Regions from separate parts of the Homo sapiens genome. Here region 1 is linked to region 2. A link is a loop called in an ENCODE intact Hi-C map of the cell type or tissue named here. Cell type or tissue: IMR-90. All regions are shown on one strand. Region 1 has its middle 96 kb from the start of LINC02554. Region 2 overlaps PITPNB (phosphatidylinositol transfer protein beta).

Region 1 (8,000 bases), 480 kb after region 2:
CCAGGCTCAAGCAATTCTCTTGCCTCAGCCTCCCAAGTAGCTGGGACTACAGGCATGTACCACCACATCTGGCTAATTTTTGTATTTTTAGTAGAGACAGGGTTTCACCATGTTGGCCAGGCTGGTCTCGAACTCCTGATCTCAGGTGATCCACCCGCCTCAGCCTCCCAAAATGTTGGGATTACAGGTGTGAGCCACCACGCCCAGCCTGCTATGAGGCTTAAACATGTTCTCAACCTTACCCTCTGTATGCTCACAGGACCCTGGCCTCAGGAGAAGGCAGTGTGGAAGTATCAGACTTCTGGGATGGAGCAGTGGGGCAGCTCAGAGCACAGGACCACAGGAGTCCTGAGACTTGAAGGAGGGATATAATAATAATTACAATAATAATAATTATTATAGAGTGCCTGTTATTGGGTCCTTACCATATGCCCGGTACAGTGGAAGCAACCAACACACCCAGACCTTTGGAGAAAAAAATGTCTACTATTCCCATTTTGCAGAAGGGGAAATTAGGCTCAGCAAGAAAGTGACCCTATAAGCGCAGGAGCCAATCAGAGCCTAGGCCTATCTGGGTCAAACTTATGGGCTTTTTAGCTCTGTGGCTGCTCAAGCTCTGTCTAGGTCTGTAGCAGACAATGACTTCCTGAATTACCCTGGTCGAGTTGTTTGCCCTTGAAAATGATGGTGATGGATCAGTCAGCCTCTACTCCCTTGTGGTCGCTTCTTGCGGGCTTGCAGAAGGCCGTGCGTTTGCTTGTGTGACAGTGTATCTCCACGCCTTTGCACCCTGTGAACTATGCATTCCTGTGTCAATAGAGCCTGCGCAGTGTGAACGGATATTCGAATGTGTGTGGATCAGATACGCACCCTCAGGGGAAGTCAGCAGAAAGGAAGCCCCAAGTTGGCCAGCAAGATCCAGTCAATCTATGCCATTTTCCTGATACCCCCAGCTCTTGACACAGAGTCTAGATGCCGTGGTTCTGCACGAAGTGTTTGCTGAATGGCTAAGTGAAGGTCTGTGCAGGCCTGGAGGGATGTATGTGTGTGTGTGTGTGTGTGTGTGCGCTCACGAGTCTATGTAGGTCAGTATGGGAGCACACAGGTGTGAGGCATAGACTTCCATAGTGGGTATGAGGTAGTTACGAATAGGCCAGGCAACAGCTGTGTGCGCTCTGGTGAACTCAAATTCTCTCGTGAGTCTGCATGTGCTTGTGTAAATCCATGCAACCTTTTCATGAGACCACTTAGGTGTGTGCTGGGTGCGTGTCACCCAGAAGGTCAGGGGAAAATGTGCAGCGATCGGGCTAAGGCCTCTAGGGCACACGAATCTGGGGTGGACTGCTAGCTCTGCCACAGGCATGCTGTGTGACCTGAACCTGGTGGCCTTCCTTCCCAGAGGCCCTACTTTCCGTAACATGCACACAATTTCCACACCTCCCTTGTAGAGATGTAGAGGCGTCCCCAAGACAGTATATGTCAAATACTTTACCCAGTGCTTGGCACGCTGTAGGTTCTCAATTAATATATTTTTAAAAACTTCTTGTGTACCACTGGAGTTGGGGGCTGGGCTCCTGAGGACTCCAGGTTCGAGGCTAAATTTGCAGGTCTGCCACCTTCATTTAACAAATATTAATTGGGAACCTAAACTAAGGCCAGGAACACCTGGCGGCACCGCTAGGTATTGTGTCGGGGGCAGTGGCTCTCACAGTCTCATGGAGGAGTCAGGCACAAAGGAAGTTATTGCATTGATAATAATTCCAGCTACCTAACAGGGTACTTCATGGAGGGATAAGGTCAGAGATGACAGGAAGGGCGTCCCTATGGAAATGGTACTTGGCCTGGAGTCTGAAGGATGAGTTAGCTGTAAGGAAGTGAAGAGAAAGAAGGAAAAACATTGCAGCCAGTGGGGACAGCATGTACAAAGGCCCTGTGGTTTGCAGAAGTGTGGTGAGGGGAAGCCCTGACGGGAGGAAGTTCCATTGTGGGTGGAGGCTGGGGAGGAAGAGAGTGTGGGTTAGAGGGGCTGGTAGGGGTTGGTCTTTGTGGCTATGGGGGAGAGGGAGAGTTTGGCCTCCATCCTAGGATTCCAAAAGCCATGGAAGGTTTAAAGAAGGATGTGACAGGCTCAGATCTGGGTTTTTGAAAACTGCCTCTGGCTACCCCAAACCTGGAGTGGACAGCAGCCTTAGGTTGGGAGAGACATGTAGCTGATCCTTCCATGTTAACCTGTCCTGCCAGGGTGACCCCAGGGGAAGGATGTGGCCAGCACAGCCTGTCGGGAGGCAGGGAGCCCAGGTCCCCCTTCGCCTCCAAGCTGGTGGGCTCATTTACATGATTCCTGCTTAATTCTCCCAGGGTATGCAAATGTATGCAAACCACAATCCAGGAGAGGCAAAAATAGCAGGGCGCATTAGCATCCCCCACAGGAATATTGTTTTATGCAAACGATGTGCTTGGAGCCTGCTGAGCAGGCGGAAATGAAAGATGCCTTCCTGGGGGCTCCGGCGAGTCCACCCACCTGACCTTTGCCCTCCAGGACCCTGGCCAGGCCCCTGCTGGGAGGGAAAAGCTCTGGGGTATGGAGGCAGGTGGTGGGTGGAAGACCCTGGCTGCCCAGTGGACAGGGGCCAGTTCAGGGTCCACGGGGTGGGAGGACCCCTGATCCCGCCGCTACCCTCGTCGTGCCCTGGCCTCCACCCTCTGACTGTCTGGTCTTCCTCCCTCCTCTATTCCCCTTCCTCTGCCCTCTGTATGTTGTCGCCTTCCTCTTTGCTTCTCTCTCTCTGATCATTTTTTCTCTTCTCAGCCTCCTCCGGCCTTTCCTTCTCTGCTGAGTCTCTGCCTGACCTCCTGGTCTGCTACCCCAGAATTTGCTCTCGTGCCCCTTGGTCCTTGTCTCACCCCGGGTCTCCATCTTCTGCCCCTCCTCGCATCTCTCCCTGTCTCTGTGGCACCCCGCCGCTTTGTCCCTGTCTGTCTCTGCGATTTCCTGGCTCCCAGTCTCTGTCTCTCTCTCAGTCTGTATCCCCGTCATCTGTCTGTCTGTCTCCATCTCAATATGCACCTCTCTTCACTCCCTTCTTTCTGGCTCTGTCGCTCCCTCTCTGTTTTGTTCGGTTTTGATTTAATTTGTTTTTCTGGCGCTCTCTCTTGTTCTCTTCCTGTCGTTGTCTCTACGCTGCGTCTCCGTCTATTTCATGATCTCTCTGTCACTTTTGCTCTGTATCCCCCACCCCACGTCTCCCTCCTTGCCTCTGCTCTGCTTCTTCTTCCTTAAGAGACCTGGAGACCATCCCAGGACTCACGGCAGCAACCCTTGCTCACATCTGGAGCAGGGGCTATTGGGCGATGTGGGGAGAAGCAGGGACGCCTTCATGCCCCCAAATTCCAGTGGTCACCCAGACCCCTGATGGCAGCCCACAGGAAGGAGCCTGGTCTAGACAGGCTGTGGGTTTTGAGAAGAGGCTGAGCCTTCCCTGATCCCTGGAGGCCTAGGTCTGGCTATGCTGGCCCAAGCTTGCCTGAGGCTGAGGCTGGAATGTTGGGGAGAGAGTAGATAGGAATTAGGCCTGGTTCCCTCTGGGCAGGGACATGTCCTGGCAGCAGATACTTCCTGGCTGTGTGATCTCTGCAAATGGTTTCATCTTTCTGAGCCTCAGTTTCCATCTCTGTAAAATGGGTCAGTACTGGTGTCCAAGTCTTGGATTGGTTGTGGGACTGGCCTGACTCATTGCCATTGTTTACATGTGTTGCACTTACTCAATATTAACCACTACTGTCATGATTGTCATTGCTCCCATATTTCCACTTAAGCTCTTGGTGCCTCAGTTTCCTCATCTGGAATATGGAAAGACTATCTCCTGCCTTTGGGTTGTTGTGGAAACTGGATGATACAGTTGCAAACTTGGCACATAGTAGGTGTTCAATAAACTACCTTTTAAAGTCTTCTTAGACTAGCTGCATGACTTTGGTAAAGGCATGGCTGCCCCTTTCTGGGCCTCAGTTTCCCCACCTGGAAGGAGGTCAGCGCAGAGCACCCTCTGAGGTCTCCTGGCCAAGCTGCACTGGACTGGGGCTCCTCGGGTGGCTGCCAGTCGGTGGTGACTCCACAGTGCCACCAAGTGGCCACCCATGTCACCATGGGGCAAACTTGGGGGCTGGGGACCGACCTGTGTCTAACCTCCCTATCCCTGCTGCAACCCCAGGCCCATTACACAGATGTAACAAGGGCCCAGAGGGGAAGAGCTATGCCCAAGGGCATGCGGCCATGAGTAGAGAGGAAAGCCTAGATTTCTGGGGCTGGATCTCGCTTAGACTTGCTGGGTGACGTTGGGGCAGTGCATTCCCCTCTCTGAGCCATGCTATCCTCACCACATCAGACTGGCCTGGAGGCTTCCTCCAGCAGCCACATCCTCCATCCCTGTGGCTGGTCCAAGGCTACATCACTTCGGTAGTTCACAGTTTTATTAAGCGCCTACTCTGCGCTGAATAGAGGATAAATAATACCAACAATGACAATGACAGTGATAATAATAATGGTAATTATTCACCAGCAATGAAAATGTTCTGTGGGTCAGGCCATGTGCTCAGCATTTGCTCAGTGCCAGCTCATTTAATTAACACGAGGTGGAACTTTCTAAGCACTTTACAGCAATTAACTCATTTAATCCTCACAACACAGTGAGGCTCAGAGAGGAAGGAGAATGCATGTTTTTGCCATTAAATTATTTCACTATATATTTAATGAGCACCTAGTATGTGCTGAGCCCTGTGCTCAGCCCTGGGGGTCCAATGGTGAAGGGCATAGAGATAGTCATGGATCACATGAGCTCACTGTTTAGTGGGGAGAAATACAGTAAACAAACAAACAAAAAATGCCCCGGAATGCAAACTTAGGAAGCATTACAAGAGATTGGAAGGGAATGAAGAGGGAACAGTGAGAGGGAAGAGGGAGGGAGGCAGGTAATCAGGGAATGACAGCCTGAAGGAGGAGGTATTAAAGCTGAGGCCTAAGGGAGGATTGGGAGCCTGCAAACTGTGGAGGTGGAAGGACCAGCCTGCGCAAAGGTCCTGTAGTAGGAGGAGGCTTGCCCCATCAAGAAACGGAGAAGAAGCTATGGCAACCCTCCAACCCAGGAACCCCTCTGCAGCCCCAGATTCCGGTGAAGTTTATATCAGGGGTTCTCAGCCTCTGAGAAAATTACCAGGGAGCTTAAAAAAAAAAAAAAAAAAAAAAAGCCAGGCACAGTGGCTCACACCTGCGATTCCAGCACTTTGGGAGGCCAAGGAGGGCGGATTGTTTGAGCTCAGGAGTTCAAGACCAGCCTGGCCAACGTGGTGAAAACTCCGTCTCTACTAAAAAACATACAAAAATTAGCCTGGTGTGGTGGCGTGCACCTGCAGTCTCAGCTACCCGGGAGGCTGAGGCATGAGAATCACTTGACTCCAACGCTGTGGTTTTGATAAACTTCAATGGCTTAGCATTGTGTAGGGGAGGAGGGTTTCTTTGAAGATAATATTTATCAGTAATTTTCCCCTTTGTGGCCCAGCCCTACCCTGGGGGTCACGTGAGCCAGGATGACTCTCTATGCAGAGTCCTGACTTCCTATCTTATAGACCCCATGTAACAGTTGTGCTAGTAAGTTAACCACAGGTGCCATCTGGGGTAATCTTTGCACCATAATGACCCCCGTAGAGCCTCAGAATGCACACCTCCCCAAAAAAAAGAGTGACCCAAATAAGGCAGCCTTAGGCAGGCTCCACTGAGCTGTGCCCAGAAAAGTGTCCCTCTGGCCATTGCTGGCCCATCCATGGGAATCTTGATTAGAGAGACTGAGGCCACATCTGCATGGGAATCGATTAGAGAGACTGAGGCCACATCTGGGCTGAGTGAGAGTGCTCTGGGATGAATTAGTAATGTCTGCTCTGGTAGCAGCCTGGGGGTTTGGAGGGGTCATTTCTGATAGACTGTAGCTACATTCAGGTTTAGGACATGAGGCCACCCCTGAGAGGTAGGAAGGTTCCAGGCCGACTCCATGGCTTGCCAGCTGTGGAGCCTGGGGAGGCACTAACTCTCAGAGCTTTGTTTCTCATCTGGAAAGTGGGTCCAATAGTTGTATTGTATTAGTTTGCCAGGGCTGCCATATCATAGTGCCACAGACTGAGTGGCTTAAACAACAGGCATTTCTTTCCCCAAGTCTTGGAAGCTAGAAGCCCATGTCAAGGTGTGGGCAGAGTTGGTTTCTTTCAAGGCCCCTCTCCTTGGCTTGCAGATGGCCGTCTTCTCCTCACTGTCTTCATGTTATCTTCCTTCTGTACATGTCAGTGTCCTAATCTCTTTTGCAGATAGGGACACCAGTTGTGTTGGATCAAGACCTACCCCAATGACATCATTTTACCTTAATTACCGCTTTAGAGATCCTATTCCCAAATAAGATAACATTCTGTGCTACTGAAGTTTAGAACTTCAACATATAAATTTTTGGGGGACACGATTCAGCCCATGAGTGCTGCAACTGAGGGTTTCCTATCCATCCAGTTGCCTGAGGCTATACAACAACAGCATAACAAAAACTTTTAAGTGATTTTTAATGATTTAACTAAATAAAAAAAAATTTTTTTGAGACAGGGTCTCACTCTGTCACCCAGGCTGGAATGCAATGGTGTAATCACAACCCACCACAGTCTTGAACCTCCTGGGCTCAATCCAACCTTCACCTCAGCCACCCAAGTAGCTGAACTACAGGTATGTGCCACCATGCAGGCTAATTTTTGTATTTTTAGTGGAGATGGGGTTTTGCCATGTTGCCCAGGCTGGTCTCCACCTCCTGGGCTCAAGTGATCTGCCCAACTTAGCCTCCCGAAGTGCTGGGATTACAGGTATGAGCCATCACACCCAACCTAAAATGTTAATTTTGCTCGTGGATCTGTGAGTTGGGCAGGGTTCAACAGGGTCAGGTTGTCTCTGTTTCATGTAGCGTCAGACTGAGATGGCTCTAAGGGTGGGAGTGGGAAACTTCTGAAGCTTGTTTGCTTACATAGGTAGTTGATGCCTGCTGGGGCTTTTGGGTGAAATGCTCGAGCACAGCCTCTCCATGTAGTCTGGGCTTCCTCACAACATGGCAGCTGGGTTCCAATCACAGCTCTCCAAGGAGAGTGTGCCGTGAGGAAGCCATAGTACCTTTCTTGACCTCATCTCAGAAGTCATGCTGCATCCTTTCTGCTGTATTCATTCATCTATGCTATTGCAAAGACCTGCCCCATTTCAAGGGGATGGGAATTTTTCTGCACTTCTTGTTCAGCAAACTTGGAAAACACAATTTGCTGTAATTAGAGACGAGGCTGATGAGGCTCAGAAGAGGAAAGGCTTTGTGCAGGCCCACACGACATGGGATGCCTGGCCCCTCCATTCATCCTAGAAAGCCCCTTTGAAAGTGTCCACTCCCCAAGCAGGAGCCAGTGAGGTGGCCTCCCTTCCCTAGGTCCCACATAAAGGCCTGAGGCTGGACCTCCACTTGGCCTGTGGAATGGATTTGACACCAGGAGAAAAATATTAATAAGTGAATTTCTGCCTTTTTCTTAGCTCCTTACCCAAATATTGCCCAGCAGGAAGTAATCAGAGTCTCCGTGGTCCTCCTGGCTGGCTTAGTTCATCTAAGACCCCCTGTTCTTCTCTCCTCCTTCCTATTTCTCTGTTTCTTCTCTTTTTTTGTTTCTCTCTCCCTCTCTCCAGGTCTCTATATGTTTGTCCCTCTATCTATCTATCTGTGTCCTTGTCTTTCCCCTTCTATCTCCCTCATATATTTGGATCCCACAGAGACCCTGAGGGAGGGACCTTCCTGCCCCCAGGAAGCATTGTCTTCCTTGGAACCATGCTGCTGGTGGTTCAGTACCTGGGTCCATTTGCTCAGGATGCCCGCCTACCTCACTTCTGGTCCATCACGGTGCATCCAAGAAGGAGGCTGGGAAGAAATGCACCAACTGTCTTATTGGTTTAT
Region 2 (8,000 bases):
CAGAGAGAATTTGCAAATGTTTTTTCTGTCTAGTATTATAAAAAAGAAGAAGAAAAGGCTTTTTGGAGGAGTTGAAGTTTTTATTGTTCAAATAGTAAATGAAAAAATAAAATCTACTTTAATTCCTTCTTTAGTAATTCTGGATAAGATATATATTATATGCCTTAAATTCTAAAAATTTTGGCCAGACACAGTGGCTCATGCCTGCAATTCCAGCATTTTGAGAGGCTGAGGCAGGAGGATTGCTTGAGTTCAGGAGTTCGAGGCTGCAGTGAGCTATGATCATGCCACTGTACTCCAGCCTGGGCAACAGAGACTGTCTGAAGAAAATAAAATTTCTGAGTGTTGTTTCTAAATGAGCAAATACCTTTTTGGTCAGATTAAAAAGTGTTTTGGTTAGATCAAATTGTAGTAAGAACCAGGAGTATCCAGCATAAAACACCACAGTGTAAGTTTTAAAGTTTTTTAATTTCTAAAGTTGTCACTGATACACAACCACAGTAAAAAGTTTAGGATTCCTTAAATGTCCTGATGAAATGCACATGCATATCTTCAGCACATTTCCAAAATATACACAAATGAGTCAGTTGACATCTGCTTCTGCTTTTTTTTTTTTTTTTTTTTTTTTTTTTTTTTTTTTTTTTAGGTATAAATTTGAATCTGGCTCTTTTTAATCATCTCCAGCACTTTGTCTAAGTAGCTTTCCATGATTTATATACAAAAGTCACTTCCCGGGAGAGGAAGACTCTTTAAAGTGTAAGCTGAAGTATACACACGATTAACATCAGAGAGACCTTCGTTTTTGGAAGTAATTTGAAAGAAAATGAGCATGGTTTAGAAAAAAAAAAAGAAATTGGAACCACATTTTTAGATATTTATGTATAACAAGAAAGGATTGTATCAGCCTTCCTCTATAGTACATACTATGTGACTTTATTTGTATAATTTTCAAGGTACTTTTTAAGTAGAAACAATGTTTAATCCAAAATTTTAAGGCTTACATACCTAAAAGTGATGCACCTTAACATCTGAGTGTTTTTTACATGTTAATAATAAGGAAATAATGATATAAAAGCATTAAATTGAGAGATGTAGTTTAAAAATCGGGATCCATTTAATATTGAAATGAATCAAATTTAAAGAGAGAATGAAATTTTTCCCCTCGTCTTTCAGCATGTTTGAGTGTAATGCTTCAGTTCATGGTGAAATTTTTCCTAAATGAGATGGTTCAAGATCAAGCATTAGCATTGTGTGACCACAGTGCCAAGACCATGGCTTTTCAGCATCACCAAGGATGATGTTCTTGAAAGGAAGAGACACAAGCTAGAAACTCGTGTGCCATATTCGTTTTGGGTCACAGAATGTGCAGGGTATGCCCTGATTGATAGGGAACTTCCCTGCAGAGTAGGAGGGGTCCCTGTTTTGTGGGCTACGCAGTAAGTTTGTTGTGCTCCTAAGATAAAGCTCAGATTTCATTCATATCACGTTCATCTTTTTGTCCTTTTTAACTTCACACTAGTTGTTACTCTCATGTGCCTCTTCCTTACCTGCCCATGAATATAATTTCCACTGTCATATTTACCCAAAATCTCCATCCTTTTTTCTGGTACCTTTCCTCATTTGCAGATGTCCCCCCCAGGGGGTAATGGGGACACAATTACGGGCTTCGAGTGCTGCAGCCCTCCTGCCTGCCCCAGGCAGCCAGCCTTCCCTCCCTACACTGTGTGGTCCCTGGGTTGTTGCTGCTGTTGAGACTCTGGACCAGTCTGCAACATCTCTTTCCAGCAGAAACACTTCGTGCAAGCAGCTTTTTCAGCACCAGCTTCTGCAGCAAAGCTGTGGGTCCACTCACTAGTCACATTTTTTTTCTTAATACCCCAGAGGACACAGGCACTCCCAAGTGGGAGCATGAGGCTGCTGATAATCAGCTCAGCCTCCTTTGCAACACCTGAATCACCTCTGCTGAGTCCAGCTCACTCACACCTCCCCCGTCCTGTCCCCAGTTTGGTCTCCTTTGGAGACCATGGTCATTAGGCAGGTCTGTACATGCATGACTTCCAGTTGTGGGTTGGGTCTGTCCACTAGTCCAGTTCTCTGAAGATTGCCTGGAAGTTAAGAGGTGGTTCTTTTTAGAGCCCCTGAGGGTCGCTGGGGAGCATTTTTAGCTAACTTCAGAGCTTGCCTGTCAAAGCCTTTATTAGGACTCAAGCCAAAACCCTGAGTCCCTTTGCATTCAAGTGTGGTCTGCCCGCAGGCAGCTTATTAGAAATGCAAATTTGTTGCCCCTTCCCTGTTTAGAATCTTTGGAGTAGGGCTCAGGGCTCTTTCTGGCCCTCCAGGCCATTCCTGCGCATGCCCACCTTTGAGAAGCTGCATTCTAGTATACATTATTAATGGTGAAGATTGTAGCATAGGCACCCTTCTAGGATTTTGGAAGCAGAAGGAATCTCAGTTGGAGGCCATGGTCCAACAATATTCCCCTCAACCTTTATTTTTACTGTTAAAAGAATTTGTAGCCCAGGGAACTGCTGTAACTCCCCAGCCATGTAAGCAGTGGAAGGGGAGCCAGGACTCTAATGCAGAGCTCCTGACTTTATTTTTGTCATTCGAGAACAACTTTTTGCTGTATGATGTTTCTTCCTTTGCAATATGTTGATTAAGAGCATTCTTAATTTATTTGAAGGAAACAGGCAGCAGCTGTTCTTCCATCCCTCTTCCCTAGTCCCCTGAAACCCCAGTTTTTATCAGTAGTAGTCTTGGTCAGCTCCTCCCACAACTGCTGAACTCTGATGTATTTTGAAGTTCGCATATGTGCAATAGAGTAAAAGGATTGGACACCCAAAGATGTGTTTTGGTGTGGGTACTTACAGGGAACACCACTCATACATTTTCTCATTTGTTCATTTAATAAACATTTATTGGAACTTACTGTTTGTTTTGTGTTACTGTGGATAAATCTTTCTCCAGTTAAAGGAACAATTGTATCTGTCTAAAGAGAGTGAGTTTCTTAATCGCGGACATGCTGAAGTGTGTATAAGTGACTTACAAGTTCCAACTGTTGGTTGTGTAGTATGTGAGTGCTCCTTCACCAGAGGGTTATTTTTCCTTACAGCTGATACAGACCAGTGCTGGGCACCAGGCTGCAGCCATAGTCAAAGTTCAAAGACTAATCGGAGCCACGAGTTTTGGAGTTTTGCAGTTTACTAAATGAACAGACATTTTAATTGCTTGTCAAAGGACTATAATGGGATTGTTGGGCTTATCTAAACTGTTTCTGAGCAGCTTTGTAGAAGTCTCAGGTTAATCTTTTTAAGGATTGTGATGTCAAAGAAACTGAATTGGTCTTTAAAGTTTGTACTTTTTGCTTGTTCTTTATTTGGTGAGTATGTCTTGGTAGTAAGAACAGTGTCCTGTTTTAGTTGAGGGCAGGAATATACTAAGCCAGTACCTGTTTTTTGAAATTTCAGTTGCCTTTGGGAATGAACATAAATGATTTGCTTTTCCATACATTTAGTTCTTTTCATTTCGAACATACCATTCCATTTTTTGAGTTTTTTTAGTGAGCAATCTGACACTTCTTAATTGTTTTAAACCATGGGTGTATATTGTTTAAAAAAAAGGTATTTTGCTCTTTTTAAACATATTATTTTCTAAAAGTTGGCAAACTGATGAAACTTGGTTTAATTTATTTGGATTGAATCTTAGGGGCATGTAAGTTTTGGTCACACCTTAAGCAGTGCTTGTCTCTTGTGCTCTCAGAAGGATTTGGTGTATCTTTTCTTTTGATCATACATTCTCTGAGACAATGCCCAGATGTTACATACTTGTGTAGATAGTCTTGGTAACACATGCTTTACTAAACTTCGTCATTGCACTCTCTAAATAATCTTTATAATATTAAAACTTTTTTCTTTTCAAAATGAAAAAGAATGATGGAACATGACCAGAAAAAGTTAAATATTGGTTGAAGCCATGTGAAGTTGTTAGTATTTGTAAGCTTTTGAGCTACAGAAATGACGTTTTCTTATGGGTCAACCTAATATATCCTCCAAATTAATTTTTGGTAGATGATACCCTAAATGGTCAGCAGTCCTTTTGGTTCTCTCTCACAGCTTTCAAGAAGCTCCTGTGTTTTAGATGTTACATTTGTTCCAACTGCTGCTGCTTATTTCCTAAGAAGGGCTTTCTGCTTCTTGGAGCTGTGCAGTGGCTACCCGGCTCTTTAGACCTGAAAAGAGCTTTTGTTTATTAGAAGTCTGTGGCTGAGATCCAGCCAGTCCTAGCCGGGCCTATGGTTGCCAAATGCTGCTTTGGTTGTTTTCTTCAGCATGAGCAGAGACACACTTGATCTCAGTAGAGTACCATGTCTTTTTGCTGTTAAAATGAACCTAGACGTTCATTTCTGTCTTAAAAATGTGTTACTTATCACTAGGGTGTGTGATCCAAAAACTCTTTATTATGTGTGCATAATAAAAACATGAGAATTGTGACCCAGCTCCTAACTCAAGATGAATGCATGTGATAGTAGCTTTCCTGAACTTAGGGAGAAAGCACCTCAAATACACGTTTTGTGGTAGCAGTGATTTTGCTTATGCTTAAGAAATTTCTGTTTGCCAAACGCCTGTCTCATCTTGCCTTTACTGTGAAACAGACTGTTGTCAAGGTCTTTTGTAGTAAGTTAGAGATTTTTCCCCCATCTTCAAAGAAGATATAAATAAATGTAGGCATGTTTTCTATTAAAAAGAAATGTGAAAATGTTTCCTACATTATTCCACTGCCTTACATGGTCACACACTTTCAGATCATTTCCAGTAGTAGATTTAGAGAATGTCCACTATATTCGAAGGCATGGTTGGATAGTGCCCTCTTGTGGGAAAACAACATATTGCTTATGTCGTGCTTGCTTAAACATTAGCAAGGATTTTAAAATTTTATTAACTGGGTGCAGTGGCTCACGCCTGTAATCCCAGCAGTTTGGGAGGCTGAGGCAGGCAGATCACCTAAGTTGGGAGTTCGAGACCAGCCTGACCAACATGGAGAAACCCCCTCTCTACTAAAAATACAAAATTAGCTGGGCATGGTGGCATGTGCCTGTAATCCCAGCTACTCGGGAAGCTGAGGCAGAAGAATCGCTTGAACCTGGGAGGCGGAGGTTGTAGTGAGCCGAGATCGTGCCATTGCACTGTAGCCTGGGCAACAAGAGCGAAACTCCATCTCAAAAAAAAAAAAATCGGTGTGTACAAGCATGTTTTGTACAAAATGCTTTTTCACTAGAAACCATTATTAATTTAAGGTTTATTCCTAATTTCTTCCATGTTTTAAAAGTAAAAAGGCGGGGAGGGTAATGGAGGTGATGGGGGTGTGAATAGGATTTGCTCTAGTTCCTTGGGTGGGGGATAAAATTCTCTGAGAGTCAGAAAATGTTTTTGAGCAGCTCATGGCAGATATTTGTAAAGAAATAAGCATAAACAGCTCCAAGTCAAGTTTTTACAGTGCATTTCTTATAAAAGCCCCTTTTCAGCCATGTAAACTCTTTTTTAAGGAAGGCTCCCTAGGCTGAGAGGGAGCAAGCGTCCCTTCAGGTACTTGAGTCTAATCAAATGGTAGAATGTAAATCACATTTTTTCAATAAAGGATCATGGTTGGCTTTGGTGTCAGACAGGGCAGCATCTGAGTCCTGGCTCTTCTGCTCAGTGATGGTGGACTCTGGCAAAGAATTTCACTTCCCTGCCCCTAGTGGTGGTGATAGTCCAGTACCTTTATTTCAAGTTTTTGAGCATTAACTGGGAGAATGTGGGGGCCTGACACATAAGTGTGTGCTTCAAAATGGTAGCAGGAATGATGTTGCTTATTGGATTTTGTTCTTACTTTAAAAAAATGTTTAATTTTTTTCATATTTTAACTTTTTCATGTTGAATATTTGTTAACTTAATGCTAATGGACTAAATGGAATCTTGGGACTTAGAAGCTAAAGGCCAAATCATGGACTAACATTCAGAGTGAGAGAGGGCTCACTCTGAATTTTTACTAGGGTGTTTTCCCCCATTTCAGTTTAAGGAAATTGATATAATATGTTCAGTGATTTACTGTCATTTAAGGAAACATGCCTTTTTGTAAATAAAACTTTTCTAAATGTATCACTTACATTTCAGGTATATGCAGTATAATTTTAAAATATGTAATGTTTAACAAACACCTTTATGGAATTAACTTGTTAAAACTCATTTCATTGGTAGTAGAGTTTGAAATATCTTCATTTTTAAGTGTTATAATATATAAACATATACTAGTAATAAATACAATATTACAATAATAAATATATTCTATATTTGTGCATGAACTGCCCAAAGCAGGAACCCACCTCCCCCTGAGGAGAGTGCTGGGGTGTAGCCCATGGGCAGCTGCTTAAGGCAGCTCACTAGCCCCAGTAGCTCTGGGCTATACAGGAATCTCAAGAGCTTGCTCCATTGGGCCTCACTTTCTCATCTTATCCTGGAGCACAGCTATTTGGTTTCCTTGCTGTGTTGTAGGATATGGAGTGTATCACATAGCCATCTGTTTGTAACCTTTTCTTGGGGCTGAAATTCTGATTTCTTTCTCTTTCTCTATTAATTTGTATCCTTCCAAAGGCTTTAGGAGTCTGCCTCCATAAACATGACAGTGTTGGGGATAAGGATAAGATCAGAAAGAATGGAATGAACGATTAGTTTAGTTGTGCTCTAGCCTAGCAGTGCTCCCACCACCCACATGCCAGGCTCACCCCCACCATCTCAGGACTCTATGGAGGGTCTCTTTGAGATCAGAAAGATTACCAAAAAAAAAAAGTGTTATGTTCAGGGGTGTAGATTTGACTGCATTTCTCAGTTCTCAATACAGTTGTTTAAAATTCAGCTTTTAGGATTCATTGGTGGAAAGCCAGTAAGGTTTAATGAGAGGACTGAATTATAGAATATTTTTTAATGCAGTTTTGTCCCTCTGAGGTACATTCAGTAACAGAAACTAGGCCAACAAGTTATTGACAATTAGTGGTCCTTTGGGAATCTGCTTTAATGAATAGATAAGAATGATTTGTAATTAGCATAATAATTATATGCAAATGAATGCTTCTGAATTGCTCTAAAACACTTCTGAACTGTTTAAACAGCCCTCCTGAGATCTTGTTACTCTATTAATTTGTGTAGCAAATCTTTTTTTCATAGATCATGCAAAGATAAACTTCAGCCCAGCCCCTGTCTGAATGATTATGTATTCCAAGGTAGTAGGACCTGAATTAATGAGATTTACTTATACTATATTAATGGTACTCTGTGGGAACCTGAAAGGTTGAGGAGTCACTGGGGAGATGTAATTAAAAATAGAAAAGAAAGCTGCTTATTTGAAAATAACTGTTGAAATCAGTTTCTTAAACAAGTTAGTAAATGTTATTTCTCTTTACACCTCTGTTATTTGCTTTTGCAAAATTTAATGTAAACTTTTTTTTAATGGGCTTACTTACTCTTTGGAGTCTCGCTTGAATTTTGTCAGCTTGAGTTAGTTATTCGTTTGGCATTAGGGTCAACAGTGATAGGATCCAGGAACTCATTTAGGTGCCACAATACTGGAAAATTCAGGGCAGTGCTAATAAATGATGTTTGTTATTTATCTTCATATTTAATTCAGCTTTATTCCCCATCCTGGGCTTTATTTTTAGGATGTGATTAGAGGAAATAAGCCTTGCTAAGTTGAACTGCAATACCCATGCATTTAAAACTTAATGATTATCTTTGAGCTATTTTAATAGACACCTAATTAATCATTGTATGCTAAAGGAAAGCATTTTATATAACAGGCTGCAGGATCCTAATGTCTCTCTCAAGCTTTTATGTTTGCCCAGTAAAACACCCCCTCTCCACAGGATAGAAAATAGGGGTTGATCTTTTATAAGCAGGTGCCAAGGAGTTGCTAATGCTTGTGGTTTGGGTCCTCTTTTCCTTAGTTTACACTTAGCCTCACCTCTAGTA

The links. Hi-C counts contacts between places; a loop is a spot of excess contacts. Peaks named below come from ENCODE experiments on the same cell type or tissue, not always from the same donor. Only the 100,000 strongest peaks of a DNase experiment are listed, where the experiment ranks them.
Region 1: a loop joins it to region 2, with 6 times the contacts of the local background. A loop is called at or near these places in 3 of 110 quality-filtered maps.

Annotation. Positions count from the first base shown.
Region 1 is chr22:27,402,211-27,410,210 of GRCh38, reverse strand. No RefSeq gene overlaps it. Among named protein-coding and RNA genes, the nearest start is that of LINC02554, 96 kb to the right of the region's middle. RefSeq lists an enhancer at 1,995-2,547. In IMR-90, CTCF peaks have their summits at 717 and 4,118 (motif pointing left); no DNase peak of the experiment used is centred here; H3K27me3 peaks cover 1,126 bases.
Region 2 is chr22:27,877,857-27,885,856 of GRCh38, reverse strand. The region is part of intron 7 of PITPNB (phosphatidylinositol transfer protein beta); the gene reads left to right. Among named protein-coding and RNA genes, the nearest start is that of PITPNB, 37 kb to the left of the region's middle. In IMR-90, CTCF peaks have their summits at 4,855 (motif pointing left) and 5,735; DNase peaks (open chromatin) are centred at 556, 4,246 and 4,846; H3K27ac peaks cover 4,294 bases.